3 separate regions of the Homo sapiens genome follow, and regions 1 and 3 are each linked to region 2. A link is an interaction called in ENCODE POLR2A ChIA-PET data of the cell type or tissue named here. Cell type or tissue: PC-9. All regions are shown on one strand. Region 1 overlaps SLC25A12 (solute carrier family 25 member 12). Region 2 has its middle 7.2 kb from the start of DLX2. Region 3 overlaps ITGA6 (integrin subunit alpha 6).

What was found. Peaks named below come from ENCODE experiments on the same cell type or tissue, not always from the same donor. Only the 100,000 strongest peaks of a DNase experiment are listed, where the experiment ranks them.
Region 1: POLR2A ChIA-PET joins it to region 2 with 7 read pairs; 5 of 35 experiments call an interaction of 5 or more read pairs at or near these places.
Region 3: POLR2A ChIA-PET joins it to region 2 with 6 read pairs; 4 of 35 experiments call an interaction of 5 or more read pairs at or near these places.

Annotation. Positions count from the first base shown.
Region 1 is chr2:171,851,550-171,854,049 of GRCh38, reverse strand. All of the region lies in intron 4 of SLC25A12 (solute carrier family 25 member 12), which reads left to right. Among named protein-coding and RNA genes, the nearest start is that of SLC25A12, 41 kb to the left of the region's middle. In PC-9, no CTCF peak of the experiment used is centred here; no DNase peak of the experiment used is centred here.
Region 2 is chr2:172,094,493-172,096,992 of GRCh38, reverse strand. No RefSeq gene overlaps it. Among named protein-coding and RNA genes, the nearest start is that of DLX2, 7.2 kb to the left of the region's middle. In PC-9, CTCF peaks have their summits at 880 and 1,081; a DNase peak (open chromatin) is centred at 1,482; H3K4me3 peaks cover 2,500 bases; H3K27ac peaks cover 1,329 bases.
Region 3 is chr2:172,433,875-172,436,374 of GRCh38, reverse strand. The region is part of intron 1 of ITGA6 (integrin subunit alpha 6); the gene reads right to left. Among named protein-coding and RNA genes, the nearest start is that of ITGA6, 7.5 kb to the right of the region's middle. RefSeq lists an enhancer at 1,093-1,593. In PC-9, no CTCF peak of the experiment used is centred here; a DNase peak (open chromatin) is centred at 1,324; H3K27ac peaks cover 1,998 bases.

The DNA of each region.
Region 1 (2,500 bases), 240 kb after region 2:
ATGCAGAAATGCTTGGAAAATAACTGGATTCAGATGTCTGAGTTAGTGACAGTGCCCTGTGCTTATATCCTGTGTGCATTAAGAATTAGATCTCACAATCAAATTCTAATTTTTGTCCCTCTACCTTGATATCATGGTTCTTTGTGTCTCCTCCATTTAATTACTTTTCCCAGTTTCGATTATTATAAAATTAGTAACTCAAGCCACTTCATCCAACAGACTGTCAAGACCAACTTAACAATAAGACACATGCCATTGTTGATAAATAGATTAAAATGAGTGTAGGAAGTAGCTAAGTTTATATATGCCTTATTTAATGTAAATGAAAGCTTGTAGTCATTAGATCTCAACTTTAGTTTTTTTTTTTTGGAGGTGGAGCCTCACTCTGTCACCCAGGCTGGAGTGCAGTGGCGTGATCTTGGCTCACTGCAACCTCTGCCTCCTGGGTTCAAGCGATTCTTCTGCTTCAGCTTCCCGAGTACCTGGGATTACAGGCACCTGTCACCACGCCTCGCTAATTTTTGTATTTTTAGTAGAGACGGGGCTTCGCCCATGTTGGTCAGGCTGGCCAGTCTCAAACTCCTGACCTCAGGTAATCTGCCCACCTCGGCCTCCCAAAGTGCTGAGATTACAGGCGTGAGCCACTGCACCCAGCCAACTTTAGCTTTTTATAGGTCTTCTGTTTTTCTTTCAAACTATGATTTATGAATTAGAATTTTTAGAAATATAGTTAGGATTAAACACAAACCAGTTTTAGTTTTTACGGTACCAGGTATAAACTGAAGAACATATGAGCCCTCAAGAATCTTGCTTTCATTCTTTTCCTCCATAATCTAGAGACAGGAATATTATTATGGAATAAGAAAAAGATGAAGCCAGGTGCAGTGGCGCATACCTGTAGTCTCAACTCCCAAAGGAGTGATTTCAGCTCCTCGGGAGGCTGAAATGGGAGGATCTCTTGAGCCCAGAGTTTGAGGCCAGCTTGCACAACATAGTGATACCCAGTCTCTAAAAAATTTAAAACATTTTTTAAAAGCTGTACCCTGTTTCTGTTCTGGATTCCCTGGCTAGCTGGTTGGCTCTTTTGATGGTGCTCACCTATTTCCTAAGGACTTTGACCATTTCACCTTCTGTCCCTGCCTTCCTAGTTTTAAGGATCCACTTTGAGACAAATTTTCTTAAGTAGAATGAGAGAAATGATAAAAGAAAGTTTCCTTTCATATTTTTAAGAGGGAAAATATTGAAACTGTTGTAGCAAATGCCATTTAACAAGATTTCTAGGCACTGCTTATTTCAAGCCATATTCAAGACTACAGAATTTATGCATAAGGAAGTAATTAACTTCGAGTTTATTTTTATAGGATTTTGGATCTGGGGTAAAGGTCAGTTTTCATGTTTGTAACCACTTAATAAAATGAATTGTGCTTATGTATTTATAGGCACATGTTTAGGTAAAAGGAAATTTTAGATCCATTCTAAATAGAGTTAAATCCTTTTCACCAAATGGCCTTCTGTTTTCTAGTTTGGAGCTATTTATAGTTTTCTCTTGTGCACATGAGAGAAAGTTGGAAGACAATATTAGCTGCAATGTGTAAGGAAGTGGAGAAAACCTGTTATGCTATCAGCATCTCTTGTAGACTATGATGATAATGTTATCTGTGTACTTGTATATATTCTCATTTATGCTTTTTTTAGATATGATTTTATACACATCAAATTATATACTTAAACTGTGTGCATCTTTGCAAGTATTTATATAAGTAGTAATATTGAACATTTACTTGAGTGTTTATATAAGGTTTTTTGTTGTTAAAGATACCTCTGCTCTGGGGAGAGGACTTAGATTGAGGCCTTGGAAATCCATTTCAGAACGTGAAAACTCAGGAAAGGGTTCTGGAGTTTTTTTAAGAGTGAATAAAATATTAGTTAATTGTTTCCTCTTTGATGTTTCTTTAATAAAACTTCTAATGCATGCCGTGGATAATTACTTAATGGTTTGTATATCTGTTACTGTCAGGTGGCATGAGCCTTGTAGAGGCTATTGCATGACTGGTGTGTGCTAGCTACAGTGTAAGTTTGCCTTGGTCTCACCATTGTCCACAAGTGTACTGGAGATCCTGTTCAGTACTATTAGATTCAGGTAACCTAGATAAGCAGTTATACTACATTGTGTTGTCAGTAGCTGCCATGCATTTAAAATCCAAATTGAAAAAAAGGCCGGGAGCAGTGACTCATGTCTGTAATCCCAGCAGTTTGGGAGGCTGAGGTGGGCAGACTGCTTGAGCCCAGGAGTTCAAGACCAGCACGGGTGACATGGTGAAACCCCATCTCTACTAAAAACACAAAAATTAGCCGGGTGTGGTGGCACATGCCTGTAGTCCCAGCTACTCGGGAGGCTGAGGTAGGAGGATTACTTGAGCCTGGGAGGTGGAGGTTGCAATGAGTTGAGATTGTGCCATTACACTCTAGCCTGGGTAACCGGAGTGAAACCCTGTCTCAA
Region 2 (2,500 bases):
CAAGCCTTTCTCACAGTCTCCCGGCCCGCCCGGAGACGCGGAGTCCTGTGATCAGCCCGCCGCCGCGCAGACACGCTCCCCCCGTGCTCTACTGAGCTCCCCAAAGCGCGAATGAAAAATGGAAATGGGAAGCAGCGATCTCGGCTCTCTACGCTGGGAAACTAGCAGTGCTCAGAACACACATAAATCTCCATTGTAATCTCCTTCCAATTGCTCGCGTGAAATATCAGGCCAGAGACAGGATATGACAAGCGCTGGGAAGCAGGGGGAGGGAAGCTGAAGAGTGAGGGGTGCACGGCCCTCTCCGCTCCACCCTCTGGCAGGGCTCTCCCAACTCAGGCAGAACGCGGGCACTGAGCTCCAGGGCCAACTGCCTGCCGCCCAGGTACTCCCGCGCCCCCCGCCCCTTCAATCCCCTTCTCCCCCCAACCCCGGTGCACGCTCTGCCCACAGCCACCTCGCCCCAGCACGGCGCTCCGCTGGGCGCAGACCCCCCTCCGGCTGCGCGGAATTCCCGCCGCCGGCCCCGAGACTCCGGGATGGGAAGGGCAGAAAAGAGAGAGAATGGATCCCAGGCCTCACCAGCCCTGCTGCAATGTGGGACCGTTTAGGAGGCTTCCCCTAGGCCTTCTTTCAGGATCACTTGTGAAAATTGTGAATATCCGCCCTGTGTAACGATCCCAGACTGATGGAGCGAATTTGGGAGAAATACCGGTTTGGTGGAGGCGGAGAGAGCGGGGGAAGACTGGAACTTTGTTTACAAACAGTTCAGTGGTAGAAGACGAGGGGCAGAAGAGGCGGGTGCAAAGAGAAGCTCTGAAGTGGTCCCCTCCGCCCAAGAGAACAATGTCCGGGAGCAAGAAGCCCCGTCCCCTCTCAAAAAGTCGTTCTTACGGGCAGTAAAACTCGAGTGCAACTCCCCCACTCCTGGCGTCCCCCGAACTCGCTCAAAAGTCAAAAGCCCGCTCCTTTCCCTCCATGGAACAGCGACCACCAGTGGCTTTAACCTGTTTAGGGTCGGAGACTCCTTTGAGAATTAAGCTACAGATCCTCTCCTCCTCCAAAAATACAGATAGGTCCTTTCCCTTCGAATTCAACTTTGGGGTCCAGGAATCCTAGAAGCTGTAGGATGGGGCGCTATCCTGGGGGCCGCGTTACTTCCAGCCTTGGCGCTAGGGCACTAGGTCCTGCGGGGACTGGCGGCCTCTAGCAGGATCCTAACACCCAAAGCAGCCCCAGGGAAGCCTCCCCCGGCCGACCTTTCCCTTCCCTCCCCACCCAGGATCTGCCAGGCACGCCGCCGCCAGCCCACACCACCCCCGCCCCCACACACACCAGTGAAGGCGGATGCTGAGGCCCCACATCCCTTCGATCTCCCTTCCCCCCCCGCGGGAGTTCCCCTCGCGGGGACGGGTTTGGCAGTGATTGCCGCATTACAAGATGTTACATTCCGCCCTGCGGCCTGATGCTGGGCGGGGCGGGGAGACTGTGTTTCAGGAAAAGAAAGTGCAGGCAGGTCTTGGAGGAGCAGCTCGGCGCCTCCACGCCAAGAACGCAGACAGCCTCCAGACAGACCTTTCTTCCCTCGGCCTCTCCGGCTCCCCCACTAGTCCTCCCGGGCCAGAGCGCACAAGCTGCAGTGTCCCGGCAGTTTGCGGGCTGCGTGGCAGCGCTCCGAAAGAGGCCCTTTTGGGGAGGGTCCCCAGTCGAGTCGGGTCCCGGGCTAGGAGATGGGGGCCGAGGGTCGGGTGCCGAGTGGGAGAAGGTGCAGAACCGGCCCACGAGGCGGGTCGGGGGTGCTGGGCAGAGGATTACAACTTCGGGGCAGGAGAAGCGAGGGCGAAAGGACTGGACTTGGAGCACGCTCGGGTGACCCCGGGGGACAGACTGGGGCCCGCACGGAGCAAACGTGGCAGGCTGCCCACGCTGCCGCTTCTCCGTCCCGATTGTGGTCCAGGAGTCTCGGACACCCGGGAGGTGAAATCATCGCACCCGGAACAATGGGGACTTCTGGCCGGAGAACCGGACTGAGGCACTGCAGCTCCGAGCGGTGGCCGCGCTCCAGTCGGCTTCTCCCGCCGGGCGCCACCGCGCTCCCCGCTCGGGGGGCAGCCCCCGCCCCGCCCCCTCCCTCCGCGGGTCTGGCCTCGGCTTCTTAAAGTCGCAGGGTGTCTCGGTTCCCGAGAGAAGCGCCGCCCAAGTGGGAAGTGAATGTTTGGGAGGTGGGGGGACGCTATCTCCAGGCGGTAGAGACAAAAGAAGAGCCTAGGCGGTCGCGGGGCGGGACAGTCCGACCCTCCGCTCCTACCTTCCACGTCCCACCTTCCCAAAACTGCCCTGGGCATCTCCCGAGATGCTCCCCGCCTGGCACCGACAGCACAGTCAGCCAGCTCCCCCATCATCCCGCCCCCCCGCCCCCTGGGCCCGGTCTGCCCATCCCGGGGCCCGGCCCGGCTGCACTGTGGAGGGGTTTGCCAGAATCCGGGAATGGGGCCGAAGG
Region 3 (2,500 bases), 340 kb before region 2:
TAGAAGGTGCTTTTCTAAGCTGGCTTATCTGATACAGTATCTGAAATGGGTTTCCCATGTTCTTGGCATTAAAACACTTCTCTAGTCTGGGATTCCCGAAAGTCCTCCCTCAGCCTTGGCACCATCTAATTCAATAGGTGTCTCCTTCAGCCTTCCCCAAGGCCACTGTCCTTGAGCCTCTAAAAGGCCCAGCAGTGCCCAGACCCATCTCTCTTTGCACTTGTAAAGTCATGGAGGTCTTCTTCATTCATCACCCAGGTCTTTAAGCCACCTCTCAACTTTTTCAAAGTATCGCCTTAAGTCGGTACCTGGGCCTAGTCTCACCAGCAGTAACGAGGACTCACTGGCAAATATTAATAATATCCCTTTCCTAAAATTATGTCTCTGTATGTCCACTTGATCATTTCTGAGCCTCTTTGAACTCTTCCTTTTTTGAAAACTCTTGGGGCTGGGCATGGTGGCTCACGCTTGTAATCTCAACACTTTGGGAGGCCAAGCCAGGCTGATTGCCTGAATCCAGGAGTTCGAGACCAGCCTGGCCAACATGGTAGCATTCTGACTCTACTAAAAACACAAAAAAATTGCTGGGTGTGGTGCTGCACACTTGCAGTCCCAGCTACTGGGGAGGCAGAGGTGGGAGGATTGCCTAAGCCCAAGGAGGTCAAGGCTGCAGTGAGCTGAAATCGCATCGCTACACTCCAGCTTGGGCAAACAGAGTGAGACTCTGTCTCAACAAAAAAAAAAAAAAAAAAAAAAAAGAAACAAAACTCTTGGGTTTTGTGTCGTGGCAAAGCTGGATTCCTTAGGTCCAATCAACAGGTTCTCAGCACCTTTGATTGGAAAACAATGGCCTTTTTCCTACCTATCTCTAATCTCTCTGGAGCCTTGTAGAATTGTAAACATTTCCATTTCACAACTTTTATTGTTTCGATACCTTTGTTCTAAAGGGACATACATAATCACACTGCCAGTAAGAGGCCATCACCCGCAAGATATATCAGGGGAATGGGGCCTAGGGAGGATTTCTTACTACCCTCAGCAAGAAGGAAAGAGAACAGAACAACTCCAAACTCTCAGTGCTGCTGAATGGGGCATCCCTACCAGAGGCCAACCATTCCACCCCTTGGCTGTGATTCACTTGGATAAGGATCCTCTCGTTAACTTTACATCACAATGCTTTATCATAATGGCAGCATATCCTGAAGAGAAGGGCTCCTGATTCTGCAAGGACAAAGGAGTTATTTGGCTCAGGAGGGCTTAGGTTCAGTGACATTCTGCCCTCTGGGTCTGAAATGTTTATTATCATTTGCATCATACACACACACACACACACACACACACACACACTTAAAACCACCTCAGTACAAATGAACTTCCTTTTCAAAATGAAGAAACCACAGTGACATTGATATCACCGAGCAAAGCAAACAGAGCTCTTGGGTAAAGAGGCATTACTGGGTGCTTCCTTACTCTTCAACTAACCAGTGTGCCCCTTTCAAATTATTGCAAAGTTTATTTTTATTTCTGTACTCCCAGGCTTAGAAAGCATGTTTCTCTCAAAGGCTTTTCTTATACTATATCTGAAATGGCTTTTCAAAAAAGTAAGTTTCAGATTGTATGACATGCAAAATATACTAGCCGCTTGGCAAATAAACATGCAAGCAGATACCCACGGCTCCATGTCATGAGTTTTTGCCCTTTGTGACTTGCGTTTAGTGGTACTTCATCCCATTCCCCCTAATTCAGAACAGTCTTCTTTACCATTTAATTGGTTTTAGAGACTTAGTTTTCTAAACAGTCTTTCTGCCAATTTAGGATGAGATGAAGCGACAGTGGGATCCAACGTTGGAATCTGGCATGGGGCTGAACTGGGGAGGGTCTGCTGCCACACTGCGGCCTGAGAACAGTCTTCTACAAACATGCCAACCTCGGAATCGGTATGCTGGTTTGAGATCGTCTTGCCTTGTTTATCTAAGCAGAAAAGCCAGATAGCAGATTTGATGGTGGTTATCAAACCCTGTTATTAGTTGACAGGGACCTGCACTGGTGAGAGGCCCATCTACCTGCCCCAGTTCAGGGCTAATTAACAATTAGCCTTTTAACTTAATTCCAAGAGATCAGTGTTTGCAAATCTAAATGCCAGTTTAACAAACCTGTGAAGGAAACACTACTTCCATATTTGCCCACATACTTTCCAACCTTAGGCAGTTTTGTCATCAATAATCCACAAGCTCCTTCCTAGCAAACATTAGTGCCAAGCAAAAAACTAAGAAAAATAAATCGTTTTCAAACCTGCCCTGGGTGTTGTGCAAGTTATCCAGCCTCCTAGGGATGGAGGTGTGGGGGTGCTTTCAAGGTCATAGAGGTCTAAGAAGGCCTGGAAACCAGACAGGTGGTATTCCTTAGCAGTAAGCCCAACCTATAACTGCACCACCCACCCTCCATGGGTATCCAGCTCACAGTCACTGCCCCGTCATGTCTATGCACCCATCTGTCCACT